2 separate regions of the Mus musculus genome follow, and region 2 is linked to region 1. Evidence: chromatin loops called from intact Hi-C (ENCODE). Cell type or tissue: heart. All regions are shown on one strand.

The links. Peaks named below come from ENCODE experiments on the same cell type or tissue, not always from the same donor. Only the 100,000 strongest peaks of a DNase experiment are listed, where the experiment ranks them.
Region 2: it touches region 1 in a loop (11-fold over the local background); 4 of 42 quality-filtered maps call a loop at or near these places.

The regions. Positions count from the first base shown.
Region 1 is chr1:77,077,197-77,085,196 of GRCm38, forward strand. No RefSeq gene overlaps it. Among named protein-coding and RNA genes, the nearest start is that of Mir6352, 420 kb to the right of the region's middle. In heart, a CTCF peak has its summit at 4,655 (motif pointing left); a DNase peak (open chromatin) is centred at 4,675; H3K27ac peaks cover 613 bases.
Region 2 is chr1:75,648,960-75,656,959 of GRCm38, forward strand. No RefSeq gene overlaps it. Among named protein-coding and RNA genes, the nearest start is that of Slc4a3, 110 kb to the left of the region's middle. In heart, CTCF peaks have their summits at 3,744 (motif pointing right) and 4,788 (motif pointing right); a DNase peak (open chromatin) is centred at 5,022; H3K4me3 peaks cover 290 bases; H3K27me3 peaks cover 439 bases.

The DNA.
Region 1 (8,000 bases):
TTGGGTACTTTCTCTAGCTCCTTCATTGGCTAATTTTTTTATGCTCTTCGGTTGATAGCACTAATTATCAATGTGCTAGTTTCCATGGACTACTTGCAAGCTGGAGCTCTCAAAAAGTCATTGTCCACATGGGTGAGTATCTTGTATCACATTCACAGGAAAATTAAACCTTTCTCTAATGTATTTCTCTATTCCCTGTCTCTTTAAGTGATCCACCAGTCCAAAGGCTGACTCATTTTAATGGGAAAATTTGTTTGTTTTTCTCTGGCTGGACTTGAAATAAGAACTTGCATTGCAATTTTATTTTGGGTGGTGAAATATTTTATCAGATTCACATAAATACATCAGCATAATTCCATTCTGTAGTCTACTTATAGTTCTATACACTGCTTACAAAGCACATTCTTGGCAGAAGAGGATTTTAATTTTTGAATAGGTGGCACTAAAAATTGAATCCTCAGTTCTTGGACCTTATGCAAATGATCATGGGGATATAATTTTACAGAAACTTCTGGTCTTGTAGCTTTCACACATTGTTTTTCCTTTGCCAGCCAGACTGAGAAACAGAATATGAGACTTTTCTGGCTTCCTGCTTTGGTACCAATAGAGTTGCTGTATAGTCAATTCTATGATTACAAGGCAGGGCAGTGGTTAAAAACTGTGTAAAAATCTGTGCATTATTAAATATTTTCCACTAAAGCCACACCTATACTTGCTCAAATTAATTCCTTAGTTCAATGCAAAGGAGTTGGTATTTCGGTGATGGCTGAGAACTTGCTGCTAGAAAAGGTTCTAAATGTTGCAGCTCAAAGCTCATTAACCGTAAATTCATCAATAAATGAAACCTTCAAAGTAAGTCCATGTAGGTAACTATCATTTCAGAGGCCAGAGCAACTGGAGAAGCACAGTCAGGATAGGGGCAATACAAGGGATATACTCTTAAGGAGAGGATTTTAAAAATAACTGAGACTCTGAATAAAAGAAATTCTGTTTTCTTTGTATGCCCCAGTACAGGGGAACGCCAGGGCCAAAAAGGGGGAGTGGGTGGGTAGGGGAGTGGGGGTGGGTGGGTATGGGGGACTTTTGGTATAGCATTGGAAATGTAAATGAGCTAAATACCTAATAAAAAAAAAGAAATTCTGTTTTCAAATACCATGATCCAACAACACTAAACAATGTCAATGGATAAACTATCTCTTTTCTCTAAAAACTTTCACTGGTTTTATTTCCAAATGATTGCAACAGTAGGTATTAGATTTTAGTAATGTTTATGTGTGTGTCAACTTAGCAAAGTTTTTATGCTATTCCTTTCATTTTGTATTCTTTTGCACATAGAAATTTTACCCCAAGAATGCTCAGCAATACAGAGACAGAGACATAGCAATACATAGATGTCTGTACCTTTATACCCATTTGCCCTCACCAACCCCATTCCCAATCATTGCAAGGGCTCTGTCTTTCTAATGCCTCTGGCCAAAATCCTTGGTGCCTTTGACTCCACGGTCTTTCAATACTCCACAATGACTGCACTGGATATTGTTGGTCTTAAATGCTAAAGATACTTAGAATCCAACCTACCCTGGCCCACCCCTCCGCAGCCCTACATCATGTTACATCATCTCACCTAGACCACTCTGATGGAATCTACTCCACATTGTACAAACCAGGCCTTGTAGTTAGCAGCCCGAATCATCTTTGAAACACATCCATTGTCCTACTCTTCTCCAGGAGGAACTATTGGCTACTGATAGATGCTGGGAGTCGCTGTCTTCAGGGCATACCCATTGGTGAACCCACCAGCCTTCACTGCATATCCATACCCTCAAAGATGACCATGGTAAACCTCAGTTGCTCACCAAACAAAACAAAAAGGCATCAAAGTGGGAATGAGACCTGTGGGGAAGAGGTAGGGTTGAAAATGGTGTCGGTGAGGTAAAAGGATGAGGGTAAGCAGAACTCACTCTATACATGGATGAAATTGTCAAAGAACAATGTTATCAGTTTAAAAAGACAAGAAGGCCATATGTTGGTGTATGCTCCTTATCTGTTTGAAACTTTCTAGTGGCTGTCTACTTTTCTTTAAAATGGTGGTCCTCACAGTTCACAGGCAGGGTGTCCTGGATCCTCCTACAGTTTTACTTAATTAATGAAAGGTAAACAAATTAGAGGGGAAAATGGAACTTAAAATGTGTATGTCAGTAATACTGTTTCAAAGAACCCATCCTCAGATGTAATCACAAATGGAATCTCAAATTTACACACATTCCTCCTATGTTGTTTATAACATCCACAGTAACTGACATGGAGGCAATGTTGCATAACACAACCTGCCTCCATCCAGTGACATGAGATGACAGGACCATGCCATGCCCATGCCTGGTGGCTTGGGATATGAACTCAGGACCTCTTGATTTCATAGCAAGTTCTCTTATGCACTGAGCCTTCACTCCAATCCCTAGATATCGTATTTCTTAAATCTCTAATGATATGAGATAATATTTGTGAAAATGATAACTGAAAAATAATTCAATCATGCAAGATAATCTAATCTTTAAAATATATGCAAATACATACACATACTCTCTCTCTCTCATGCACAGGTGCACACACACACACACATACACACACACACACGTATATAAAAACAAATGTCAAAAAGAAAAAAAAACTCCAAAGAAAAATGAAGTTTACTGCAGAACAGTCCATTTGCTAAATGTCTGTTATCTTAATTTTACTTTCTTATTTTCTATATTTCTTCTATTGTGTATTTGTTTCAATACAAGATAGTTGAAAAGGTTTTTATCTTCAGACTGCTAATGAAATGAATATACAGTTAAGTTCACATGAAAATTGTCATAGCGAAGTGTGGTGGCACATGACCGGAGCCCTAGGTGAGGCAATAGGATTGCAAGCCTGCGGCCTACTTAAACAATTATATATACTACCACAGTGTATAATATGACCGTTACACATTTCCAATATTTCCCCACCAATGAGAGTTTATAATTTCCCTCACATTAAGTCCCAAGTTTATAAGAACCCATTTACCTTAAAACTTATCCATTTATTCATTTATCTATGTAATGTGTGTATGTTTTGCCCCTCTGGGTTTAGGTGTATCATGTGTAAGCAGGAGCCCTCAGATGTGAGAATGGAGAGTCAGAAACTCTGGAACTGGAGTTACAGGCAGTTGTGGGTCACCATGTAAGTGCTGGGAGCTAAACCTCTGAAAGGGTGCTGATGCTCTTAACCACTGAGACATGTCTCAAACCCCCAAATCCATCTATAGTAAGAGTATAGATGGCTTTGTATATTTTAACAAATATATATATATATATATATATATATATATATATATATATTATAGCAAATTCATAAATTTATTATATTATTTTATAATTATATCTGTCTATTATAATACATCTATAATATATAATTATACATGTATAATTATACTTGCACATATATTATATATTATATAAATCCGAAAACACTGAATGGTTCTACCTCTGGACCAAACTGAAAGGACCAACGTGTCTTCCTAGAATTCCCACTCAACTCAAGGAAAATGTGATTATGAATTGAGGTAAATCAGGCAGGATGACATAACCCAGAAGCTTCAAGGTCACAAATGCCTCTCATTTCCACCTTTCAGGGGATTTTAAAGGGGGTAGCCGTGTACACGGAGCGAGGCTGTGCAGAGAGGCTCTGCTGAACTGCTCGATGAAAAGGCAAAGGAGAAGCACATTATTGCACTTGAACTATGATGTCATGTGGAATGCATTCTGCCAGCCTGGAGGAGCAGGAAAGTCAGCAAGCAGAGCCGGGTGCTCCTCATCTGCATGCACACACATGTCCTGACTCTTTATATCCTCACCATGGGAGGATACAGAGGGAGGGGAAAAAAAGAGAGAGATACAGGAGTTAAGAAATATTGCCAAAACATGTAACTGTTAAATTGCAGAGCTGGCTTTCAAACTCAGGCATTGAATGCTATGGTCCCTTCCTTCTTAATCTCACTCCCTGGGCACAAAAGAAAGAGGAACTCCCCAGATACTACAAAATGCATTCCTTGTAGTCTGAGGGATTTTTTAAGTGGGGGAGGAGTTACATTCTGTTTTAGAAAGCTTTGATGGTATGCATGTGATGCATGAGTGCATGTGTTTGTGTGTATGTGTGTGTGCATGTGTTTGTGTGTGTGTTTGTGTGTGTATATGTGTGTGCCTGTGTTTGTGTGTTCATGTGTTTCTGTGTGTATATGTGTGCTCATGTGTTTGTGTGTGTTTATGTGTTGTATATGTGTGTGTATCTGTGTGTTTATGTGTGTGTGTGTGTGTGTGTGTGTGTGTGTGTGTGTGTGTGTGTGTGAAGTAGGAGATTTGCTAACGCAATCATTCTTCCATCCTTCTGTTGCAGTAAGGCTGAAGTGCCTTCCTCCTGACAGGAATAAGGCCGCAAATGAAACAAGGAAGCACGATTGTTCTCTTCTGTGAGCCGCTTGAAGGGCAGACGATCCTTGGTCCATCCATTACCACATAAATAATTAAATACCCAGAGCCTGCAGCCAGCCCAGGTTGGGCACTGGGTGAAGCAATTCACATTAAATATTGGGAGAACAACACACTTGGTCAGTCATTAGCTCCTCCTAGTGGCTTCTTTGGCCCTTGGTCAGGAGGCAGCTAAGGTATTGGCTGTCTTAGAGGAAACCCAGTTACTTGCGCATCTCTAAGCCAGGGGACCTGGTCACACCATGGAAAAGACCACACCCATGAGCATCAGAGCTGATTTCCCAGAGCCACAACGGAGCGCTGAGCCTTCTACTCCGGTGGCATGTATAAGTCTGTCAACCCAGATGCCTAAGAAAGGAAAGCCCAACCACAATCACGTTCTCTGCTGGAGATAATTAGAACTTCAAGTGGTGGAACAAAACAAGTAATACATGGTGACCTACAGGTGCCTTTCAGTTATACTGTGCTCCGCTCCTGCCTTGTGGAAGAGAAAGCAAGTGTCACAGGAAAGTTTAATCACATCAAATACAGAAACCAGGCCAGAGCTCTGTGGGGGTGGGGTCAGGAGGAAGCAGGGAGGAGGTAAGAGAGACTGGCTACTTCTGAGTTCTCCATTCAACCCCCCCTACTCATCTCTTCTATGGAAATGACTCCCCTTTGAGAATCAGCAGGTCCCACGCCACACCATCCATATGGGCCATAGATTTGGCAAGGTTCAGTATTCAGGTCTCCAAAGACATCTTGGCAACTCAGAGGGAGGTGAGATGCTCTGAGTCCCACAGAGAGAATAAGCTTCATTATCAAACTAGAAAGGATACCCTTGGGCAATCCTAAACTAGAATTGCCTGTCTCCAGGTAACTAGGACAGTGGCAGATCAGCAAATAAATCCAAAGGGCAATGCAAGTCAAACACTTAGGGAGAGCTCTATGTTCTTTCTGGATCCAAGGCCACTCTCAGCCGCCTAGGCTGACTTGATAGGTCTCAATCTTGCCAGTCCATGTGCGATCACAGTTAGCTCTCCATCGATTTTATTAATGATGCCACTGGACATTAAAATTCCACCTCTTCCTTACAGTGGAAATGACATAATTCAGATGGAAAGGTTTTTTTCAAAAGGCTATACAGTTATGTACTCAGCAATGCTTAGGACACAAGTGTTCCCATCACACACACACATACACACAGAGAGAGAGAGAGAGAGAGAGAGAGAGAGAGAGAGAGAGAGAGAGAGAGAGAGAGAGAGAGAGAGAGAGAGAGTGCTTGGGTTGTTCACAAATGCTTTAAGCCCTTCAAAACTAGCAACCATTCAAGACCCATTTCACTGTGGAGATTGTCTAAGAAAAAAAAAAAACCTAGGGATGCTGGAATTAGTAATAAATCTAGGTTAAATCCTGGCTTTGCCCTTGAGCAGGGTTCCCATAAGCAAATCTGGCAACATCTGTTAGTTCCAGTGCAGAGGAGGGCCACTGTCACCCGATTTACAAATCTGCCTGTGGGAAGGGGATGCCGCTATGCATTAACTGCTTAACAGAGCCTGGTACCAAGTAAACCCCTTTGAATGCCCACTGCTGTGCCCCTTTCCTCTTGCTGGCAAATGACTCCTCCCGTGAATCTGGAGTGCAGGGAATGGGGAGGGTGTGGGTAGAGGTATGTGTGTGCTCGGAGAGAATGTGAATATTCTAGAATGTTCTTTTCCTTCCTACTACTGCTTTGGGATTGCCTGGTGAGATCAGCCCCCTCCTGCCTCCAGCAACCACATCTATGGCTATCTAAACATCCTTGGGTCTTACAGACAGATCAGTGTCCACAGAATGAGCCAGCCTGTCATACTCCTAGACAGTCTCCTCCATTTAGCTTGTGTGTGTGTGTGTTTTTTTAAACCGCTGACTCCTCCCTAGGTTCCAACAATGTGTCTTTACTCACATAGGCAATTATCCCAGAAATATTTATGATGAGCCGATCGCCCTGGGATATGAGGGTGAATAGGACATCCCCAGCTCTGCTTTCATAGGGAGCCTGTTCCTGAGGAGGAGACAGACAGAAGAAGAAAGCAGGCACACCAGGCTTTAATTATAACCTGTGACCCTTGAGCAACGGCTATGACAGGGCTCCAGGAGACAACAGAGGTGTCAGTATTGGGGGTGGCTCATCACACAGTGTGTGCTGATGAAATAAAAGGAAAGGAAGCATTAGGCCAAAGAAACAGAAATGTCAGCTAAGAAGATCCACAGTAATCCTCAATGGGACCCTTGTAAGGGGGGAGGGGTGTGAAGGGCACTCTGTCACTTTCTTCTCTAGAGTCTCCCTCACTCCCACAATGCTGAGCTCCTGACTAAAGGAAGAACTGAACCACAAAGACAGTCGTGCCTGGCTTCCTCCCGTGTGTGTCTCTAGCCCTTTATTTTGTATTGGTTTGTTTTAAATTTTTTTTCTGTATATGTCAAAGTCTCTTCATAAGCCATATCCCCACGTCTCTTACCTGCTCACACCCTCCCTCTCTCCCTGGAATCATCTGCTAGTGTCCCTGCATGGTTTCTGTTGTTTTACTGGTCTCAAAGCTGCTCCCATGAGCAGCCTGGGCAACAAGATCCCCAGACTGCCTCGGCATACTGGCATTCCATAGGGTCTTTACCCAGGGTGGACACTTCATAGTCTGCAGGGTACAAAATGCTTCCGCTGGCAGTACCTCACCTGAATATTTCACAGCAGTTAGCTGGGGCCACAGAGTCGCATGCTTCTGGTGGCTACCGGGTCAGCAGGGACAATTTCAGCATTTCCTCCTGACGGCTAACACTGAGGTCCCCCGCCCTCCACAGCTGATGTTCTTTCTAGAGGGCACCACAAGTTCTCTTGGCACGTTTTCCACCTCCCTCCTTCGCCCCCCCCCCACTCCTACTCACTCTCCCCAACCCCACGCAGATCCTGTGCTGATTGACTAACGTCACTGGCTTATATACCAGGGAATCAATCAGAAGATGCCTTCCCACGCAGAGCAAAGCTCTCGCCTCCCCTCCAACAGGCTGCTGCTGCCTCTGACATTTCTTGCATGCCCAGACTGAGCCTTCGGAAACCTCGCCCCCTCCTGTCACACTGGGCCAGCCAGCGGTTCTCGACCTGTGGGTCATGACCACCGGAAAACAAACAGGTATTTCTGATGGTCTTAAGAACTGAGACACCAGACACCATTCAGTAACAAAACTGCAGTTTTGAGGTAGCGATGAAAGTAAATTTATGGTTGAGGTGTTGTTCTAGGAGCTGGGCACTCACGGACCCAGCAGCGACTGCTTAGTCCCCACCATTGGTCAACACAGGCCCTGCTGATTCTCCTCTACACCCTCTGCTGAGAACAGACTTATTCCTGATGGCTCTTTCTCCCTTGTTTGAACAGCATCCAGTTAGGACAGGCTCCTTGAAGCCCTAGGTTCCAGCAGCTCACCCCTTGCAGCCTTCCGGATAAAGGATGTTGGCCCAGCTTCGCGGTCTTTGGTTCA
Region 2 (8,000 bases), 1.4 Mb before region 1:
AGTGGTTAAGAGCACTGACTGTTCTTCCAGAGGTCCTGAGTTCAAATTCTCAGCAACCACATGGTGGCTCACAGCCATCTGTAATGAGGTCTGATGTCCTCTTCTGGTGTGTCTGAGACAGCTACAATGTACTCATATACATAAAATAAATAAATCTTTAAAAAATGACTTGAATGTATACTGGCAGTTAAGGACAATTTGAATTATTTAATTCTAATTTTAGTAAAATTCTTTGAGACAGACTTTCATTATGTAACCTCAGCTGGCCAGGAACTTACTATGGAGACCAGGCTGGTCTTGAATTCACAAGAGATCTGACTGCCTCTGAGTCTCAAGTGCTGGGATTAAAATGTCCAACCCCTACCCTCTGTGTGTGTGTGTTAACACAGTATTTGTGGTGTGTGCTTATGTGGGTGGTAGATACATATATGTATGTGTTCATGAGGGTGGTAGATATGTGTGAGCATGTATGAACACAGAAGTCAACAGCTCTCTTCCTCTACTGCTCTCCACTGTACTTTTGGAGACATGGTTTCTCATCGAACTTGGAGCTTGCTATTTCACCTAGCCTGGCTGGCTAGTGAGCGCCCATGAGCCACTGTCTCTGCCTCTGTCACTGTCATCTGCTCTGGGTGACAAATAGATGTCTGCCACTGTGCATAGATTGCTTAGGGATCAGAACGCAGGCTCTCATGTGCATGGTAAGCACTTTACCCACAAGGACACCTTCCCCATTTCTCCACATTTTTCTTTTGATTTTGAGGCAGGTCTCACATTAGCCTAAGCTGGTTTTGAACTCCCGATATAGCCAAGGATGATCCTGAATGTCTGGTGCTCTTGCTTGACCCCTTCAGTGTTGGGGTTATAGGTGTGCACCATTGTGACCAGCTTACGTGGTGTTGAGGACCAAAGCCAGGGCTTCTTGCATGCAAGGCAAGCACTTCACCAACTGAGCTACTTCACCAACTGAGCTACAGTCCCAGCTCCGAATCGAGCTTTCTTAGTTCCAGGTCTGCATTTTAGTCTAACGCATGTTGCTAGAGCAGTATATCATAGACTGGGTCATTTGTAAAGAAAACAGTATTTATTTCTCAAGGTGTAGGAGGCTGGAAGTTCAATATTAAGGCACCAGCATCTAGCAAGGGCAGTGTCGTTCCACAGAGGAAGGCAGAAGGTGAACAAGAACACCTGCACACGAGGCAGAGACAGACGAGGGCTGAACGGCTTTCACTGCAAACCTGCGGTAGCAGATTCACTCCTGCAGCACTGAATGCTGATGCATGCTGATGATGACGAGGATGAGGAGGATGATGATGATGATGATGACAGGATTTCTCTTTGTGACCCTGTAACTAAAACTTGTTCTGTAGACCAGGCTGCCCCCAAATGCAGAGATCCACTTGTCTCTGCCTCCCAAGTGCTAAAGTAAAAGGCCCACACCCCTACCCCTGCCTGCGGATCCACTCTTGATGTGATAATTTTCAGTGTCTAATCAAGTCTTAGAGATTCCCACTTTTCAACCCTGTTGTACTGAAACCAAGTTCCTGGCTCATGGACTTTGGAGGACACATTCAACACATAGCAAGGTCTGTATCTTTTCTTAAAGATCTTCTCTATACCATTTCATAGAGTAAACCAAGACAAAACCATGTGTGTTGAGGAGTGTCAATTGGTATTCTTAGGAAAGATTGTTCATTCTTTTTTTTTTTTTTTTTTTTTTTTTTGGTTTTTTCGAGACAGGGTTTCTCTGTGTAGCCATGGCTGTCCTGGAGCTCACTTTGTAGACCAGACTGGCCTCGAACTCAGAAATCCGCCTGCCTCTGCCTCCCGAGCGCTGGGATTAGTGTGTGTGTTAGCAAATGAAAAGCAAGGAAGGGAAGACATCATGGCCAGTTCCAGGAATTGTGTCAGAGTTGGTTGTAGAAGTTACACTTTGGTTCTTCCTCCCACTCTACGCTCCAAGAAACAAGACCCAGACTCTAAATCTATTTACAAATACCTTGCCATATAGTTCGGCTCTTCTCTGACTAGATCATAACTTATTATAATCCAGTTACTCTAGTCTACCTTCTGCCCCATGGCTGGTTACCTGTGCTCAGGTGCCATGCCTCTGTCTTGTCACATCTTCCCAGGCCAATCTCCTGCTCCTGGCTCTATCCCAGAATTCTTTCTCCCTCCCAGATGTCCCACCTTCTATTCTACCCTTTCCTATAGGCTGTAGGTTTTTGTAATTGACAGGTGATGCATCCATAGAACACACAAGATATTCTCTCCACAGTTCATCTACGTGTTTCTGTCCTCGTTCCCCCCCCCCCCCCCCGCAGGTGCAGGAGACCAGCACACACCATAATGATTATGGCTTCATCTTCCCTCTCTCCTTCCATGTCTACTCTCTGATTTTCAAAGTGTTTCTGAGTGTGAAGTAGTCTGGCCTCTTGTCAGCCAGAGAGCTAGGGAAAGGGAGAGTGTTGGCTTCAGAAAGGCATGTGACAGAAATACTAGCCTTTCATTATGTAGGAATATAAAAAAGATTTAAAATAAACCCTTCATTTAATTTGAATATTTTATTGGTAACGATGGTGCATGAGTTATATGACACTGGATACTGATGCCTTTTATAGGCATTTGAGAATTTTTATAGTTTATTGACATATGGGCCAGTTTCCCTCACTGAGTGGGGCTCAGAGCTTGCTCTCTGGGTGTCTCTCCTCTTTCACCTTCTTGATTTAACAGTCACATTGGCAGAATTATTAGTCAATTAAAAACATTTTAAAGAGACTTTGCCCAGCATTTCTGTGGAAAACCTGAAATATGGTATTTTTGTTTTAAATTTGGACAAACTAGAGACCAAAGTGACCTCTGTAATCAGGGTAAGCTGATAGTTGAAAATGTCTGAGAGTAGCACGAGGCACCCCATCTTCTGCTTGTCGAAAGCAACGGAAGCTCTGTGGAGAGATCTGGCCACCCAGGGATGAAGTGGAAGTGATTTTGTTCTGAGCACTGTTGAGTCTTCAAGCGTGAGCTAACTCATTCCCAGTCTGCACAGCACAATGGATTATGAAATGGGACTATTGGAAAGAATTGAAAACTTTTAGGGATGGGGAGATGGCTCAGTGGGTAAAGGCATTTGCTGCCAAGCCTTATGACCTTGGCTCAATCCTGGGCCCACCACAGGAAGGAGAGAACTGAGTCCTGGAAGTTGTGCTCCACAAGCACACCATAGCAATGTGAACACACACACACACACACACACACACACACACACACACTAAATAAATGCAAAAAATAACAATTCAGTTCCTAAATTGAGGGCTTAGCAATCAAATGACTACAGATATTAATGAGATACTTAGGGGCAACAGTTTTATCATTACCCTAGTTAGTTTCTATATTTCAAAATAAATTGCAAATTATTCATTTCATCAATGACATATAAACAAGAAGCAAAGAAAATAAATGATTGTTTGCCACATGAAAACATTTCTTATTTTTTCTACTGAATAATTATTAAGCATAAAAAAACCTAATTGAATCTCATTTCTACAAATCATTAAGGAGTTTTTGAGCCAAACAAGCCATGGCCTTTTTGCTGATGGGATTGTAAATATCACCAGTCTAGAAAAAAATTAGCCGATCATTTATTCTGCAGAGGGCATTACTGCATTTCTGTAAACACATCATGTCATTGTAGAGTTGGGAAATTGACCAGAGGCTGGGGAAAAAAAAATCTCACTTGGCCAGCAGAGGTCACTCTTTCTCCTTTATCGATCCCAGTAACCGGCTTCTGAGTGTTTAGTCAAAGGTGTTTTGAGCTTGAAGCTCAGCCAGAGGCTGTGGAAATAATACACATCATCAAGGCGAGCTCTGCTTTCTTACACACATGCACGCACACATGCACGCGCGCGCGCACACACACACACAGACAGACACAGAGTTTAAATGTTTTACTCTAGCTGGACAACTCACATACATATAATAAGAGCCACTCGGTTATGCATGTTAATGCATTTCTTTAATTAATCTGTTTCATCAACTATTACTCTAATGCTTACTGGTGCCAGCTCCAATTCTGCCCAGTTCTCTGACTTATGAACCAAAGCTTAGATTTCTATAAATACCTGCAGGTGACTGGCATGAACCTTTAGAGAGAGTTTCTGCAGAGGAACCAGGAACTAACTAGGACCAGGCTGTATTGAACCCTGGCCAAGCAGAGAGGCCAGTGCCAGGCACTGAGGGTTAAGCTGGAGAGGTACATACCCTACCCTGGCTTCTGTGTTTGGCTTTGTTATGGAAACAAAAGCATATGCTAGCAGTTCTTTCGAAGGTTGGGCCATAGAATGAATTTAGATGAATTATACATGAATATCCAAAGTATAGGCCAGTCATAAGTATCTATAGATGGTCACGACAGCTGAGTGATGGAACTGTCTAGTAGTGAGGTAAACCACTCAGCGTTTGTCTGGCCAAATCATTAAAAGTATTTCAGTAATTCATTTTTAATATCTTTCTTTATGGGGGACATAGTGGGCATTTTTAGGAAGTGCCTGGGAAAGTTGAGCTTTTGGTTTGCCAATGATTAGCTAAGATCTTTTCTAACTCTTCCATCCCATCTCCTCCTTCCCCCTTCCCTCCCTTCCTGTAGCACCCCCTTCCAGTCCTTTTCTGTCCCTCCCTTCGATTCCCCTCCCCCACTCTTTTTCTTTCCTGAAATACCAATTTCATACAGAATTTTAAAAACGTGGTGGAAATCTGAGATTCTCCGTGGCTGTTTTTCCTTTGGCCACCAGGTGGCGCCATCACAGTGCGCCGGGGTCTAGGCAACCCTTCCTAAAGAACGGAATGTGTCTCTTCCTTAGGTGGTGGGTAGCTTAATGACTAGGTCCGTAGCTCCCTGTAGTGCCTGCGAGGAGCTGCATCCAGGGGAGGAAGATCTATTGGGCTTCCTCACATCGCCCTCTGAAACCTTGGTTTCTCTGGTCTGTGGTTTTGTGCTGGGCCAGCTGCCATCTGCTTACCCAGAATGCCTTGCAAAAGTGTGCTGGAGCCAGCTGGTGTACTTGCTAGAGACTGGTTAAGTAGCCAGGAATTTTGTGAACTGATTGTTGGACCATTGGCAATTAGACATCAGCCTTGGTGGGCGTATTTGAGGCACTAAAAAATCACACGACTTCGTCCTGTTTGCTGATGTATGAGTACTCTTGCCTTTGTGACCCTCGGTTGTATCCAAAACCAACCAACCAATCAAACCATAGTCCCCTGTTGCCTGACGTTAAAAGTGTCAAATTAAAAAAAAAATGCAAATATTTGTAGGGAAGGAAAAAAATTCCTCCTTTTTCTTATCTTTCTTTAAAAGCTTTGAAGCAAAAGTTGTTTCTTTTTAAATGATCAAGTATAGATTTCTGCTCTTCTAGCTAGAGTTTAGTCAAAAGCTGAGGGGATTATTCCAGCTTTCAGCCTCAATCCGATTCCTCTCCTGAAATTAACGTTTGGCCTAGCTATTTTTCCTTCCTGTCTCCCCAGTTTTATTTAACATCCCTTTATCGCCCTCACACTGTGAAACTCTGGCCTCCTGAAGGTGTGTGTCCCCTGACATTGTCCCTGGCCTAGACACCAGTCTTTACCAGTCCTTTAGGACTCAGAAAGCCGTCCAGGTGTAGGTGCACCTAGGCCGCATGCGCTCATGGAGTGCTTGTCAGGAACGATTGTCGTTTTCCGGTTCTCCACGGCGACATTGTTTTACTCCCTGATAGGCCGAGCCTGGACTCCACGGCACGGCTCCGACTGCTTCGGAGGCAAACTCAAGGGAGAAGACAGTCAGTACCCATTGCCTGGGTACTGAGCACTGTTCCTCCTCAGGCTGAGGAGGGCGCACCTAAGTTGGTGCCAGCATTGGAGGGAGGTTGTGGAAGCAGAGGCTTAGAGCTGCTGTGGGGAGAATCCTGTTGAGGACGCTATCACAGCTTCTGCTATAAAACCATTGTCTAGACGATGGTTCACTCCTGTTTGTTGACTGCCTCAGCGAGCCTCATCCCTTGGGCAGAACATTTCTTTTGCACAGATGTTGCATTAGCTGCTCAGGGTGCCATAAAGAGACTTTGCACACTGGGAGGCTTAAGTGACTGGCATTTATATTCTCTCTGTGGAGGCGAGAAGCCCCACAAACTTAATTTATGGTGAGGGCTCTCTTCCCAGCTTCTAGATAGCCTTTTTTCCCCCCTGTATGGCCATGGAAGGGTCTTTCTCCATGGAGTGTCTATTAACTCTTCCTACAAGGACACACTACTAACGGGTTAGGGCCCTAGGACTCCATGAACCTTTAATACCTCCCTAAAGCCCGACATCCAAATAAGTCTAACTGGGGACTAGGGATGCAGTATACAAACTACTGTGGGCCCACAATTAAGTCCATAGCAAATGGCAACTGATGGTTTTAAAAACATTTGGAGCAAGAAGAAATGCGAGGACATAGTCTCCTTTAATCACCGTCTCAGGTTTACCAGATGTATTTAGGAAACTCTTCTACCTGGTCCAATTGCTGCTAGTGTGGGGTAAAGTCATGATTTTTTTTTTCCTGCTTCCCCATGTCCCCATAAGGAGGACCGAGACCTCGTCCTCATTCTGATCCAAGCTTCAATTACCCTTCAGAATTTCCCCACTCACAATTAATGCTTACCCATTTGTAATTAAATAATAAATCTGTGTCATAATTTGAGGAGATTTCCGGTGGCCAACTGAAACAGCGATGGGATTCATAATTCCTTAAAGGCAGAGGCATGCTCTTTCTAAAAACTCTCATAAAATAGTGGATTTAAAAAGTTCTCTGTATTACCTCCTATTTTCTTCTTGCCAACTGATTTTTTTTTTCCTCTGATTCCCTTGTCTTCGTCTGGTTGAAGACACAAAATAGAGTGTAAGTCGAAGAGCATGCGTGTTTGTGAACTTTTTATTCCTCTCTAAGTGTTTTTCTTAAAAAAAAATGATTCCTATCTCTCTCTTGATGGGGAAGTTCTTGTGTTTCTTAGAAGCCTTTGTTCTGTACTTAGAGACCTGGGGAGGAGCAATGGGGGGGGGGGGTTCCGGGTAGGGGGTGGAAAATGTTGGTGACACTGGGAAAAGAAGTCTGAGCACATGCTAGTCTTCTGTGTACATTTGCATTTATCAGGAAACTTCTGGAAGCAAGATGCTTGCATGCAAAGACTCTGGCTGCCTGTGCTGAGAGTTTCAGGTTGGACTGTGAGATTGTGTGGGGTACTGTGTGGTTGTGTGGGGTACTGTGTGGTTGTGTGGGATACTGTGTGGTTGTGTGGGATACTGTGAGGTTGTGTGGGATACTGTGAGGTTGTGTGGGATACTGTGTGGTTGTGTGGGATACTGTGTGGTTGTGTGGGGGACTTTCTTTAAATCATTCCGCATACGTCCAATCTGCGTCTTCCCCACCCACCTCAGAGTGGCCCAGAGATCTTGGAGCTGTAGAAGTAGTGGGACTGGACTCAGCCCCATAGACGGTTCAGAGGTGTGCCTGTCTGTAAAAAGCACACTGGTATCTTCCCTAGTCTCCATGTGGGTTAGGCCTTGGGACCAAGTGGCTGGGTATCTGGACTTGGGACAGGAGCCTTGGTCTGGGAGTGGGGCTGAGCATCTTTCCTCCCAACGGATTACTGAATCTCAAGCCTTCAGGGCTGGAGACCCCCTGAAGTCCAGCAAAACAAGCTTTTCCATTCAGATGAACTCGCTGAGGCCTCAGGGGGGGTCCCACCCTCTTTCTGGGCTTGTCAGAGGCACTTAAGAAATACATGTTGACTTGACATGACCCACTGTGAAATAGGCATGACAAAACTCCCCACATGGCAGCTGGATTAGGCTCCCAGCAGCTGGGAATGATTCTCCCTCTGTTGCTGTAAGCCTCAACGGCAGGGCACAGCAGAAAGGCATTGTGGGATGCACGTCCAGGCTCTGGATGGTACAAGCCACACAGAGATTGAAAGCCTCCTTTTTACAAG